2 separate regions of the Homo sapiens genome follow, and region 1 is linked to region 2. A link is a loop called in an ENCODE intact Hi-C map of the cell type or tissue named here. Cell type or tissue: dorsolateral prefrontal cortex. All regions are shown on one strand.

Region 1 (8,000 bases), 54 kb before region 2:
ATTCAAATAGCTGAAGATTATAAATGTTCATATGGGAGTAAATTCTTATTCCTTGATTAAATCATCTTAAATGACATCTTAGCTAATTTATAATTGGAGTTTTCAATTAAAATTTCTTGATTAATGAGGTTATATATGTTTTCCATTCCTGGAAATTTTGGTGTATATATTTACCCTGTTTAAATTATGAATCAATGATTTAAGTAACATGAAAAATGATAGAATAACGAATACTTAACTATCTAACATCACAAAGGCTAAATGTTGTCATTTTCACCAATTCATTCAGAGTGAATTAAAGAAAAGAGGTATAGAAATTCTCATGCTTTAATAATTTCTTAGCAATAACTCACCAGCCTTAAATATTGGATTCAAAATCTAACCTTCATTATGAAACCTTGTATGTCAAAAGATATATACAATATATGAAAAAAGATGAATACATTCACTGAATATATATTAAGTTTAGAAAAGTATATTATCCTAATTTACTGCATGAGTAACTGGTATAAATTATTCTATTTCAGCTACATCTCTGCACAATTCATTTAAAACTGATTATGAGAACTCTTCTTCTAGAAATGCAGAGGATGAGGGAAAATAAACCAATGCAACATCATATTTTGCCACATAATTTCACAACAGATATTGTTCTTAAAAATCATGAAATCTTCAACAGCAAGCCCCCTTTAAAATGTCTTGACTCAGAATACTGTGCAATATCTTATTAAATACTATTGTATATATCTAAACTTGTTCTAAATGTGATATATAAAAGTCAGAAATATTTACATATTTTAAAAACTTGTATATATATACATATATATATCCATATATATCTCCATCAATCTATATCGCTTTGATAGAAAATTTGATGATCTGTATTGAGAAGGCAGTTTTCTATTCTGCCTGAAGGTTCAGATAGGTTTCTATCAGAAATAAAGTGGAAGGTTTAGAAGAAAATCAACCAATAAAATCTATTTCAAATTGCTGAACATGAATTTGCAGGTTTTGTTTTGGGCTAATGTATCTGTTTTTTCCTAGTTTCCAACCTCACCAAGAAGAGCAGAGGGCTGGCAAACACTGGCTTAATTATCCCCATCAGTCTCAGAGACAAGGCGCTTAAGAGTTCTAGCTGCTGTAAACACTCCCCTGATAGCAGATAAGGAATCTGCTGAAAGGCAGTTTTGTCTGGGAAACCTCAGGGGCACACCAGTTAATCATTAGTGCAATATTGTATATGCATTACTACATCAAAGGAAACAGAACCCAATATTCTATTGTGAAGATTGTCTGTGTTTTCTTAAAGGTAAGAAAACAAATGCTAAACCAGAAAATAAAAGATAATAATTACATTCGCACATTTACCACAGAAACAAAGAATGTTCTACTTTACATTTTTTTTTTCAAGAAAGAATAAGTCATTATTGCTTTTTATTTTTTAAATGTGCCCACTGGGAAAAAAGCTTTCCACTGAAGTCAAACGTGTAACTTTTGTCTAAAGAGAAATTTGCATCTTTGTATCTAAAAACATTGATCAGAATCAGAGAATATCACATAACCTTATTTTATCACAACACTAGAAGTAAAACAATGTTATTCTTCTATATCAGCACTGTGTTTGTAAAGGGATCTATTTGTGGAAAACTGACACCTCACTGTCCCTAACAAAGAACCTTTCTATCACTTCAAAATGAAGGCATCCACAATGACCTACTATTCTTTACATCTAATAGACTTCTCATAGTCCCATTATCAGAGAATCTTAGAGGTTTCCAAAGCCTTCCTAGCATGAGTCCAGAGTTAACTTCCACTCTCTCTCAGCCCTTCTGTCACTGTGTGCAAGCCAAAGAAAAGTTTTCAGCATCAAATACTCCTTGCCCTTTCCCACATCCTTGCCTTAATTAGCACTATTTCTTCTGATTGGATGTCTATTTGCTAGCCCCATCTCTACAGGTTTACCTTTCCTGGAAGCTCCAAGTCTCATATCTGAATTCAAAACAATCTCTGTTGCTTCCCTTATGTAACTGGAAGTAATTTCTTTTTTCCTCGGGACTCTTGTAGCAACTTTTTTATTAGAATAATGCCTAATCTAATGTTTGGCATATCATGGGCTCTCAGTAAATGCTGCTAAATGACCAAACTTAGTAGCAACTGCTGATTTTTATTAATGATTATGTATGGATATTTACCAAGATTTTAAGGAAAATAAAATGACCCTTTCTACCACAGAAAGCATGGTGACTTTCAGTGACCATACTGAAAAATCTTTAAAATCTACATAAGATTACTAACTCATGCTACTCTTTCAGTGTGTCTAAAATCATCTAAATTCTTCACTTTTTTTCCTTGATGAAAAATTCAGTGATTTAGACTGAGACTTACTTAACTATTTGTGAGTTAATCAGGATGAAACAGAGATGTCTCAATCAGGTATTAATAAGCCCAGATTTTGCTTCTGTCAGATATGATACAGTCCCATCTTCTTAACAGATTTTTCTCAGAGGAAATTTTTAGTTTAAATTTTTAGTTTACAGCCAACTCAACATGGATTCTAAACAAGTGAGTTCAACATCCAAACAAAAGTGACCAAAAGTTTTTTTTTATTCTATGTTTTACAAATGTGTAGTCTCAGTATTATCCCAAGTCTATCCCCAAGGTCCATAAAGAATTTGAACCCATACTTTAATTAAAGTTTCAGGATAAGGGAAATTTTGTGTAATAACATTTCCATTTGGTTCATACAATGTAATTGATAAAGCCTTCCTTAATTATTCTGATCTGAGGCTTTCAGGAAGACTCTACATTATTTGAATCAAACCATATGTGCCTCCATGCTTTCTTTGTCTAGACACCACCAGTCAAATAGCCTAGGTAAATATTTCATACTGATGAAGCAGTGACATCTTTGAAAGCTGACACCAAGACAGAGTGGCTCTTTCTGGAGTTAGTATATCAAAGAGGGAAGGTTTTGCATATAGGCTGTCTGTAAAGTAAATAACATCATAACTGCAATTTTGACCTTCCAAAGCATTTTACTCTGTAAAAGTAATGTTATGGCAGATTAATTCTTTTACTGGCACTCTTACTACTCAGACATATGTGCCAGACTTTCTATAGTAGAAGACAAAATTCACAATGTGTGAGAGTGCATGGTTAGAAGAAAGCTTTTCCTTAACAAAGTAGAACAATAGTTAGGGCAAGGGGCTTGTAGCTGAACTACTGTCATTTTGAAATCCATTTTTGGTGAATGTTATCTATACGGCCTTAGGCAAATTATTTAACCTCCACAATCCTCAACTGATTCATCTACAATAAAATAATAACTTCTATTCGACAATGTCTGGCATGTGGTTGTCACATTAGCATTTGATTAATATGAAAAACAGCAGAAGTGTGAGTTTCACTCTGCGTTTTAAAAGTAGAACAGGGTAACAAGGTTTCTAACTCATATGACATTTTAATAGACAATATAATAACAAAATTTGATGAATATGTAAAATAGGTTATATCCATTTAAAGCATATAATTTTGTATATACATAACATTTTAAAAGTTTCACATAGAAAGTTTTTTTTACTGAGGTTAGGTTATAAAAATGAGACAAATTGTATAATTGAAACTTTCAAAGAGTTATAATAAATATTTAGTTTTAATCTATAAAGATTTTCTACTTTGTTATTATAATGTTTTAAATTCAGTGGCTATCATTTTTTATTTTCTGTACTGGCAGATCTGGTAAAAGTATGACTTTCAAATCTGTAGCCAGATACTTCCATCGGTATACTAAAATAAAGACTTTGTAACTCAATGGAATGGAGAAATAAATTTAAAAAGGAATGGCCAAATTAGCGGCTAATTTTAAAGAAAACACAAATAGGGCTTACAATACATGCTTTTAGGTTATCTACCACCTGTTTTAGCTTTTAAACATATACTCACACATTATATTTTCTTAGCAACTGCAAGCCCATTTTGATGTCCTAAGAATTTAATATAGCTCTTTAAAAATTAACGTACTCTCTAATTGGTAAAAAGAAAAATGTCATGTAAGCTATCTAGTGTGACTTGTTTTCTTCCTGACATTCATGCCAAATGTGCTTAGATGCTGATGGGTTATGAGATCCAAAGAATGCTATTTCTCAGTTCTTCAATTAAAAAATGGTTTATAAATTGCCATATTTCAGAATATAAAACTTCATTTTACCAATGCCAACACAGCCAATGCCAGCACTATCTTTATAAAAAATAAATAATACAATAGAAATATTGAATAAAATTTAGTAATTTTGGTCTCAGAGTAGCAAAAACATAATTTAAAACACATATACAATTGTATACCTAAATACTTCTTTCATAAAAAAATATACTTTTTAAAAGAGCTATTAAGTTTTAATTATAAAACAATTGAAATTTAAAGGTGATAGGCAGTTGTCAAATATTACTTACAGCCTAATTTTTAAAATTTGTGCCATGAAGATAAAAATATGGGCATTTTACTGCCTATAAAAACATAAATTTGAAACACGAAAAAATATATTTACTGATTGTATACAATATACATTAATTTAAATAACAGCAGAGATTAAATTTAGCAGTTTGGTATATATCCCACTATAATATCAGACTTAAGTATCAGATTCCTATTTACATGATGTAATATTACATTTAAATTTTTAAATTTAAATGTTTTTGGATAGTATAGCTTTTAAAGGTATCCTATGGTTGTAATTGTGTGATCAGACTAAGTAGCCCATGCAGACTTGTATTTGCAAAATATACAATATAAAATCAATTTCTTTTCATCATATCTTGTTAAGATATTATTAAGGAAATGATCACTTTTGTATAACTAAAAGATAGAACATGAAAATAAGTAGGCTTTTAACTGATATTTATTTTACCTCGTTATCACTGACAACAGAATCATAGCTACAGATAATACCTAGATAGATTTATTCATTGAAAAAATACATGGATGCTTAAAAATTAAAGAACATGCTATTATAATCATCATTACACTGAATTCTTAATATTTCAAAATGTAATATTCACATTTAATCTGAACTTCACGTCCAACTTAGACACTTAGATAAGAATAAACTGCAGCCAGATATCTATGAAAAAGACAAATGAAAATAATTTACATTTGACAGCAAATACACCTAAGGCACCTGTTTGTTGCTTTCATTAAAAAAAAAATACTTATATATTTGGAAATGAGTTACATAAATTTTTGTTAGATAATTCATTTTAAATATGGATTTACACTGGAAAATTAATTGGATTTACAAACGGATTTACACTACTTCACAATTGGTAGTGTGACAACTAAACCAGCCTCTATACATGATTATATATACATTTACAAAACTTTTAAGAACTACCAATTTATTATTGTCCATGAATTCCACTATAGATTTGAACTTATGACTCATAGATACCAAACAGCTAATGGAAAGAGGATCAAGGATCAGAGAAATTGTGCTTCCAGATGCCAATATGTTGAATATAATAAGAACTGTGAAACACATCTAGTGTACACTGTGGAATGACACAATTCTACACATCTCTGGTAAACTGGTTAGTTAACTGAAGAATGTTTAAAATTTACTTCAAATATAGAATATTTCATATCTCAATTCTGGGCTGCAACTTTCCTTTCTTAAGTAGTTCTAGTTCCTTATGCAATTAGCCATTCTTTTGAATCAACCTAGCATACAGCTAGTTGATTGTTTAGGGAAATGGGAGGAAAGGGAGATGGGAGAATACCCGGGAAGTGATTCAGAGCATGTATTGCCAAAATTTTTACACTGTGCATGCTTTGCTTTTCCAAGTTGTCCTGTGCCCAATTAGAACCTGAATTTTTTTCTTTCAAAAAAATGAATTTCTGTCTAAAGCCCCTTGACTCCTACTACCGCTAATAAAGAATTCTCAGTCAGCAATTTGCAGAGTAGGGAAGCCAGGGATAATGCAACTGGGCAGCCTTTACAAGCAAAACAAAACACCAAAGAAAGGGAATAAAAAGACTGACAACAATGTAAGCTCTCCCAGAAGGCTCATACTTATTTTTCCCCCTCTAAAATGTAACATTAAAGAAGCTGAATCAGCTGTGACCATAATGATGCAAAGTTTTGATTATTATGGCAAATTATACCTTTGCTATTCAGGAGAGGGCAAAAAAGTTTTGTGGCTCATCAAAAGAAGCAAGGAATGAGAGCCAAGGCCACTGACATTTGTGGTGGCAGATTAAGCTGTGAGCAGACTCTAAATAAATTCCATTCTCCCCCATCCCCAAAATACACTATTCTGGCTATTAAGACTGACTTGCATTTTATGCATGCCAGTACACTATCCATTCAGGATCACTTATTTCAGTGGGAGACAGGGAGGGTAGTCTTCTGAGTTAGGAAGCTGTAACAGATTATTTGTGTGTGCGTCTGTGTGTGTGTGTGAGTGTGTGTGTGTGTGTGTGTGTGTTTATCAGACTGCTAACTGAATGAATTATAGTCTCTGCTTCAAGTTTAAATAAGTATTTTATAAAATAGACAAAATATTTAAATCTTATTTAAAGTCAAATATTTTATAAAATATTTATAAAAATTTCTGGTCATTTAATTTTTGAAAAAAAATGCTTAAAACAGAAATTAGCCTTTCTGTCATTCACAATACATGACTAAAATCCTTTCTTTTAGGAACACAAAATAAGGTTTGCAAAGACATGTAAATAATTCAAACTAAAGTTCTCAAAGATATATAATCTATATAAGAATAAAATGCTCAAATTATCTTGTGAACTCTTTGGTTTTCTTGATTAAATGATGTTTTCTTTTTACATTGACTAACGTTCTTTACAGTTGTTTTGGAATAATATATCCCCATTTAGAAGAAAAATAAGAATATATCTGTCATAAGACTGATGGGAAAATATGAAGCAAGTAAAGAAAATTATAACAATCCTAAAATGAAATTATAGAAAGTGAAACAATATTAAGGACCATAAACCAAGTGTCATTAAAAATAGTGGCAATCTATTGCAAATTCAGCATTACCAGTCAAACTAAATTGACTGTAAGTACTGAGAAAAACTTTACAACTTCATTTCAAGCCTAATTTTAATAAAAATATTTCCTTAGCTACAAATAGCTTTATGAGGTATAAAAAAAGAAGAAGTATATGTAGGAAATATTATCTTTGATAAGTCAGTAAATCTGACTCTTCCATAATCAATGATATATAACCTGATATCCTTGTTTCGGTTTATACATATGCTTTATATTTGTTCATCTACAAATCATGATAATGTTTTTAAGCTAACTAGCACACAAAGAACTACAAAAGTTCAAATTTACAAGGACTCACAAATAACTGTAAGTACATACTGAGGAGAACAGGTTTCTATTGAGGAAAACTGTCTTTAGTATTCAGAAAGTGTACCTTGAAGGGAAAACCCTCCACGATCAGACCAGCTAAAACAACAATGACAATTAAGCATATAGTAGAAAAATATCAAATATCAACAATGACAATTAGGAATATAGCAGATAAATACCTTCAAATCTAAGAAAATGCCCTAAAAATTTTGATATGTCATTCAGTGGCAGTGAGGCAAAGAAGACAGGGATCACCATCTCAAGGTGCTAGCCTCCGAAAAAATATAAATTTGATTGGCAAAATCTGCTCAGAGACCATTTACATGCTATTCATGGAATAAGAATGAAGTTGAAACAAGTATTAGAGTATGTTCTGTGATGCTTACTACTGCATATCTGATATAAATTATGATTATATTAAAAAGCTTGGCAGTTTTCACTGTGTGGCCTGGTTTGTGCAAGATAGGATTCCAAATATTGTTTTCTCCAAAAACTACAGTGAATTAAAATGACAATTTTAATATCATTGGACTGCTTACACATCACAGAGGATATAAAAATTATGGGGAAAAAAGAACAGTGACTTTAATCAGCTCCATGTTACAAATTACACCTTTCAGTGTTAAG
Region 2 (8,000 bases):
AGAATAATTCCCTCTGTATTGGTTTGTGATATGTAGAGTATTTTTTTTCTTTTTGTTTTTTTTGTTTGTTTGTTTTTTTGAGACAGAGTCTCGTTCTGTCACCCAGACTGGAGTGCAGTGGTGCGATCTCGGCTCACTGCAACCTCTGCCTCCTAGGATCACGCAATTCTCCTGCCTCAGCCTCCTGAGTAGCTGGGATTACAGGCACACACCACCATGCGTGGCTAATTTTTTTTTTTTTTTTTTTTTTTTTGTATTTTTCGTAGAGACGGGGTTTCACTATGTTGGCCAGACTGGTCTCGAACTCCTGACCTCGTGATCCGCCCGACTCGGCCTCCCAAAGTGCTGGGATTACAGGCACGAGCCACCCCGCCCAGCCTATGTAGAGTATTTTTACAGTGCTTTACTGTAGGCAAAGTCCTTGTACTTCTACTCTCTTATTTACTTGTGAGTGATTTCAAATCAGTGAAAAAGCTAAATAGCCACATATACACCTGGCTATATCATTAAAATAACACAGAATGTTAAAATTTCTCCTCTGTTATATTTCATTTATTTAATTGGATAAGCCATTTTTAACCAAGTTTAATTTAATTATGGTGATCATAATTAATAGTGATTGGAAGAATACAACTGTAAAACAGTTCTATGGTTTGTATACCTTATTTGTCTTATATGTGTTAATAGAAAACATCTCAGTAATTTCAAAACTAGTAATACGATATGGGAACAGTATGTTATAGCAGAAAGGGCCCTGGGCTTGAAATCATTATTCAGTTCATGTTTGTATTCCTACTTCTCTTATAATTTGGACTATTTAATAGGTATTATCAAAATTATTTTAAAAAGTATTTATTTTTATATGACATGTACACACACATGTGCATTATAAAAAGCCACACAATACTTCAATTATCTTCCACTGATGATATATTATCTATAGTGATTGTTACAGAAAAATAAATCTTCAAAATGATAAAACAAGAGTACAGCCTACTCAAGTCATAGCTATAGAAATCAGGTATATTTACTTAATCTTCAGATTCTCAGTTTTATTCATCTGTGAAATAGTGATAAAATGCTGGTTTACAACTTTCCAGAGTTATTGGGATCTCATGAGTTGACAGTAAATTGCCCCATTAAGTGGTACATATATAAAGTGGTTATACTGAACTCTTAAACATGCACACATGCACACAAACAAAAATATTCAAAAACAACTTTGCATATCTCATGGGAATTCATCTCTGAAAATACCTGACTGCTATTAAAAATCTTTTAAATTTCAATAGTTACATGCCTTACCACTAAATAGCACCACTTAGAGTACTTTATATAGAGGAATGTTTTGTAAAACTTCTCAATTGGCAGATTCATTGCTCTATTAGTGAAAGGCTACAAAATTTATGTTTTCATTCTATATTCTTTTAACTAAGGACTTTTAAAAATCAAAATGATTTAATATTTGCAATTTAGCAGCCTGAATGCCTTTAGTCGGAAGAGGTGTCTTGCGTACCAGAAGTTCATCTACAATTTGAAAGGTGATCTTTCTCTAAGAATTCTGAAATGCTGTAATAACTTTATATGGCTCTGAACTGTTTCATTCTAAAATCTCAGGGCTTTTCTAATGTGACAGGCTTAACGAAATTCCAAGGCTCCAATCTTAGTATTTTAAGCTAAATTGATAAATTGGACCCTTAACTTTAAAATTTCTAATCCTAATAAAAATATGAGGTTTAGCAATTCCTTCCTGGTCCTGCAATATGCAGAAATTATAAATGAGTACAGACTTTCTTTATTTCCTAGCTTTCTTTCTGTTTCATATGAATCTAAACTAGAAAGCATATTGAATCGATTTAAACTGGAACCCACAGAAAGAAGCTGGCTAAAGACATGGAGGCTAACTCACAGTCTGTGACCAGACTGGTTTGTCTAATGATGTAGTTGTTGTCACAATAAATGGCTACACGCACAGATTTCTGTCTGGTTAGACATTTGGCTTGAAATAAACATTCAGAGAATTGAATCCAGACATCGACTTTAAGGCCAAAAGTTGCCTTAAACTCTGCCAACCTGATGCTAATTCAACTAGGAGTAACATGCTTTTTTGTTTGTAACAAATGAGTCCTTGAATCTATTAAACTGAAACTGATGATGATTTCAGAAACATGTTTGATGAGGTCATAATCTCATTGCAGTAGGTCTGGAACCTAATTTTCTTGTCAAACGTCACTTACGTACTTTGGTATCCTAGAAGTGAAAGGAATGATCCAAGAACTGGGAAAGGAAATACTTTGGGTCTGTAATTTGATTTATAAAAAAGGCCTGTTTAACCACTTACTTTGTGAATGCCTGTTTTACAAGTTTAGAGATTATTCCTTGTCTGAAATTAGCTCTACTCCACCATCCTAAAGCCTTAAGAAAAGCAGATACTATTAGATTAGATACTTAGAAAAGAAAATACTATTAATGAAAAATAGTAGTGTAACTAAAAATAATTTAAATAGGGCTCTGTTTGTGTGTGTCACTTATTTTGGCATGCTGTATACCTGTATTTGCAGATCTTTTATTCAATACAGTTAAAGGAAATAGCATTTAGAAATCATTGGAAAATATTAGTAAATAAAGAACGTGACACATAAAGTTCTTTGGATGGAAGAAAAATATGCTAAACAAGAGACTTTTCCAAATTACTTGAAGACTAAAAGGACATATATGTATAACCAAGAATAAATGTATTTATTTAGAAGACATTGATATACTATAATATTTTATGACAAAATAAAGAGAAAATACTGAGTTAAATATGAAAATGAGTGTCTAGTTAAATATCACCACAATATTTTCTTAACTGAGTTTCTAATGCTATTTATAATTCTCCTCTTTAAAATAATTTACAAAGTGCTAGTTTTCTGTGTTGATATCCAAATGTGGAATGACTTTTTATTTGGAACATCCAACGAATAGAAAGTTTTATTTTTCCATTCAAATTATGATATCATTCATGGGTCCAGGGCAAGCTACAAAATTTGTGGAACTGAGTGCAAAATAAAAACATGAAGCCCCTTATTTCTTGAACTAAGAATTTCAAGACAGCAGCAACAAAGCACGAATCTCTTCTTAACACAGGGGCCTGTGTAATTACATACCCACAAAGCTAGCCATGAATGGGACCATCAACAAAACTTTCTATTGACTCGCATTTGTATTGCTAGTGTGATTGAAGAGACATGAGAGGTAGTTACTAAAGCATCTTTCTGTACAAACTAAATCAACGGAAAGTTACCCTCCAAATGAGTCCACCCATACCTATTTATCTGCCATATCCAAATGAACAAGCTGTTGAAAACATGGCAGCAAGGGCAAAAAGTAGAGGAATTAAGATACACATCAAGCCCTGCAGCTTCCTGCCTTTGATAGAAATGTACAATAGTGTACTGTTTGCAACATCCTTTCATTCCTCTGCTAGAGAGTTCTGGCTCACACCCACTGGAGCCTTGTGAAAAGATGCAACCCGTACTTAGGAAAGGGGTCAGACATGTTTGTTCATTTTCAATATCTTTTCTTTTTATATTAAAAAAATAGAATAAAGATCTATAAACCTGAATTAAAACTCTTGAGTTTCAAACTGCCTCGTTCTTAAATCTTCAACCTCACATAATATATTCGTATAAAATACAAATAAAGCCCTTAAGACCATGACAAGATTAATTTAACTCATATATATTAATTTCATGAAACACCAAGTTCAACCCTTACATCATTATTAGCACTGCAGTACATTACTGACATATATATGTAGTCTGGGGTCACTTCAGAAATTGGCAAAGGAAATTACTCCCTTAATGCAGTCTACAGGCACACCTCAGTAACAATGACACCTTTATCTTTCACTTATTGGCAAGTTTTATTCAGTGTTTCAAAGCTTGACTAATCCACAAGATAACATCAGCATATTTAAATCCTTAATCTGATCAAATCCAACTTTATTTGGTAAATAAGGATGATTTTCACTTCCTTTCATCCAAACTCTCATGATAAGGGCTTTGATAAGATAGTATCATAAATTACTTTCCTACAGGGAATATGTTTCTAAGAAAAAGTATACTACCTAAAGGAGAGGGAAAATGGATTTATACTTTAAAAGAAATTTTGAAAAATTAGCGTTCAAGATAGAAAGATCAAGAGATGGGTTTTATCTTCCTAAGTTTTGAACTACATACTATCAGTCCAATTTGAAAGCTCATTTTAGTTTTACCTCGTACATCATCAGTTAAAGCAAATGGTAGATAAATATTTATTTTGTAATTTATTTTATACTTCTTAGTCATAAGTATTTGTGGCAGATGAAGCAATATCTATCAGTTTCTTAAAAGAAAAACAAGTCAAGATTGTCCACTTCTTCACTTATACTGTCTTAAATTAACAAGAACTAAATAGTGATCAGAAAGAGAAAAAGTAACTACACATTGAGTATTCCTAATCCAAAAATCTAAAATCTGAAATGTTACAACATCCAAATTTTTTTGAGCGCTGACATTACACTAATAACAAATGCCCATTAAAGCATTTCAGTCTTTGGACTTTCAGATTAGGTATGGCAAACCACTAAAATTGTCTACTGACTCATTTTTACCAAAAAATCCCAAATCTAAAACACATCTTGTCCCAAGCATTTTGGATAAGGGATATTCAACCTGTAATGTCAGTCTGAAGCATAACAATTAGCTTATGCAGCCAAGGCTAAGCTATATTAGAATCGTAATAGTTCTCAATGAAAACTATGAGCTCCTCAGTATCTTTGAAACCTGATAAACTACTTTATCAATTAGTACCTATGTACTATAACAGATCCTTCATAAGAAATAATTTGCTTTAATGACACAGAAATAAGTTACACTTTAAATCAGTATTCCTTTTCAGCTAACTATTAATATTTGTATTCTCTCAATATTCATATACTGAAGCTCTAACTCCCATGGGATAGTATTAAGAGATGGGGCCTTTTAGAAATAATTAGGTTTAGATGCAGTCATAAGGGTGAAGCTCTCATGATGAAATTAATGCCTTTATAAAAAGAGAAAGAGGCACCAGAGCTTCCCTGTAAGGATACAACAAAAAGGCAGCCATCAGCAAGTCAGGAAGAAGGCCCTTACAAATAACTGAATCTATTAACATCTTGGTCTTGGACTTTCCAGTCTTCTGAACTGTGAGAAATAACTGTATTGTTAGCCATTCGGTCTATGGTATTTTGATACAGCAGCCTGAGCAGACCAAGACAGTACTCCAGAGAAAATTTAGAAAGTATGCTGACAAATTCCCACCATATTAATACTAAGTAAAAATATCAATGGTATATGAAGAAATACTTATTAATATTGTAAAATCCAGTTCTTGGTAATTTCCAGTCTAATTCACTTAGTTAATAACATTTTCTAGTGTTTTCCATATTCAGCAAGTACAATATAATGCCTAAATATATCCTTTAGAGTAGTTTAAGGAGTATTGCTTAGAGTAATCCAAAATTGTGTGTTCTCCACCTGCTAAGAGTCTAAATTTTCACACTAGTTTTATTGTAATTTTCAATCAATAGAGTCTGCCTTGCTAAAATAAAATAAAATAAAATAAACATATATATATATATGTATATTTGAAGTCCATAAAATAAAATGCTTTAGTTCCCTTGAATCATAAGAACCATTATAAAAACAAAAAAAATTAAGGAAAGAAATTAAATACACTTTTTGAAAATGCTAATTTACTAACTTGAGAAATGCTTCTTAACAAAAGTAATTGTGCCTCCCTAGATTGTCAATTAAATAACTATAATTAGAAAAATTTTCCTCTTTAAAAGGCATAAATGATTTACCACAAAATCTTCATAATAACAAATTTTAAACACTAGATTTTAATGTAAGGCAAGATGTATCTGGAAAATAGGTGTTTCTGAAGTGTTTTAACCATTCATTAGATCCCATTGACATGGTCCTACAGAGTTCATTTTACTATAATTAAGTTTATTAAATACTGAATTTCAATGCAAACATGAAAGCTTCAAAGAAGCAGAGCATTTAAGCTTTCCTTAAAATGTATTTTCATACGTGTGAAAAGAGCCATACCCTATACTCTGCCTGTACTTTATTCATATTCGCACAGTATTTGCTAACTTCTTACTATGTATACAGTACTCTTCCTTCATTTTTTTTTTTTAACATTTCAGTTAAGGGCACATTCAAAATTCACTCTGTTTCTACCCCCAAATTGCTATAGAAAAACTGTTGAACTGAACGTTCAAAATTAGTGTTTTTCAGACCAGACAGATAATGTGGTTTTCAAGTCAATCTACGAATGACACTACATGCTGTAACATGTAATCACTAGATTTGGAAGTGGGAGGCAAAGAGTTGCCTGCATTTGAAAGTAGTGAAGACAAACATATTAAATAGGAAAATTTGCAGACATCCATTAAATTGTGTATGTATGTGGGTTCCAATAGACTGACATTTTCAGAATCATACTAAACATGGAAATAAGCCAAAACAAAAGAGAGGGATTTGACTTTGAATGATTCTTCATCCTAAATTAGACATACTACCTGTGTTAAGATACTATGTATGTGTGTGTTTGTATACATATACATATAAATGTATATGCATATATTTGCCTTTAATGCATATTATAATATGCCCTGTTTTCAAGAGTTCAATGTCATTAATGTAGTAATTTAATTGATTCACTTATTATTTTTACAATATTTCATTTAATAATCATTTTGAGGACCTACTGTTGTGAGGAATGAAATGTATTTCATTGGCTTTTATATATTTTATGTTTAAGACATCTGAATATATTAGGCAATCAATCCATACATAGAACTGAATTAACGTCCTATTCAATAGTTAATAGTATCCAAAATATTTTTTATGTCTGAGATTCTTTAAACCTTCTTGCATTGAAACACTGCTATCAGCTCTGGTAGATGATATTTTCTACTTTAAAATATAATCTCTACTTGTTTACACTATTTTCCTCAATGTATTTCTTAAATATCTTGTGCTATACTAAAATGAATTCATTCTAAGTGCAAAGTTATAAAAACTATGTTACTGCATACATTATGAAAACTGAAACATCTGCTAAGCTTTCATAAAAGGTGCTGAGAATATGACACATTCATGCCTTTCTTTAATACATAAATAGATCATTGTGATATGTATTTTCATTTTATAGCATTCATTCCTAAATCCAAATTTCAGCAATGTTATATACAATATTCACCAAAAGTACAGCCAATTATGTCTTCTTATACATTAATATATTTCTGAAAACTGTTCCAAGAAGTAAATTCAAGACTGCACGATTTATTTTCCATTTAGGAGACTAATGTTAGGCATATAAGAAATGATATGCTATAGCCAGCCCACAGTTATGCTCAGGAATGGCCCCGCCATACAAATAAAATTGAAATCTTAGGTCACATACATTTAAAAATGTTTTTCTGTAGGTCAGATTCATTTATTTGAATTATTTTGAAACCATAATGTCTGCCTTATTTGGTCAGTTATTATACTTACCTCTTCAAAGTCATGCATGTATTTTAATTATGAAAGAATGGGATCTGCCCAAGTTTTCCAAATCAAAAAATCAAAAGTTTGAATCATAAGCACACAGGCTTTTGTCTTTTCAGAAAAGGTTTTTGCTTGTTCGTTGTAACCATATCCTCTTATAGAAGTTTCTTTCTGCATCTGACTCAAAGGAACACTCTCACTATTCTGAGGTCCTGCTCTAGCCTTCCTAATAAACCATCCTCAGGCGTTATAAAGAATTTTGCAAGGTAACATTCAGACATCCTTCATGACATGCATCAAACTTATCATTTCTTGCTCAATGGCTGTCTTTCCAGACAAATGAAGAGCATTATGAGGACAGAGGATGTTTTATTCTCAGCACACATCACAGTGCTTGGGTCAATAAATGTTTACTGAAAGAATGGCTAGATG

The links. Peaks named below come from ENCODE experiments on the same cell type or tissue, not always from the same donor. Only the 100,000 strongest peaks of a DNase experiment are listed, where the experiment ranks them.
Region 1: it touches region 2 in a loop (3-fold over the local background); 4 of 110 quality-filtered maps call a loop at or near these places.

What each region holds. Positions count from the first base shown.
Region 1 is chr2:212,358,459-212,366,458 of GRCh38, forward strand. The region is part of intron 1 of ERBB4 (erb-b2 receptor tyrosine kinase 4); the gene reads right to left. Among named protein-coding and RNA genes, the nearest start is that of MIR548F2, 64 kb to the right of the region's middle. In dorsolateral prefrontal cortex, no CTCF peak of the experiment used is centred here; no DNase peak of the experiment used is centred here; H3K4me3 peaks cover 2,567 bases; H3K27ac peaks cover 5,851 bases.
Region 2 is chr2:212,412,907-212,420,906 of GRCh38, forward strand. All of the region lies in intron 1 of ERBB4 (erb-b2 receptor tyrosine kinase 4), which reads right to left. Among named protein-coding and RNA genes, the nearest start is that of MIR548F2, 9.5 kb to the right of the region's middle. In dorsolateral prefrontal cortex, no CTCF peak of the experiment used is centred here; a DNase peak (open chromatin) is centred at 3,475; H3K4me3 peaks cover 2,594 bases; H3K27ac peaks cover 3,759 bases.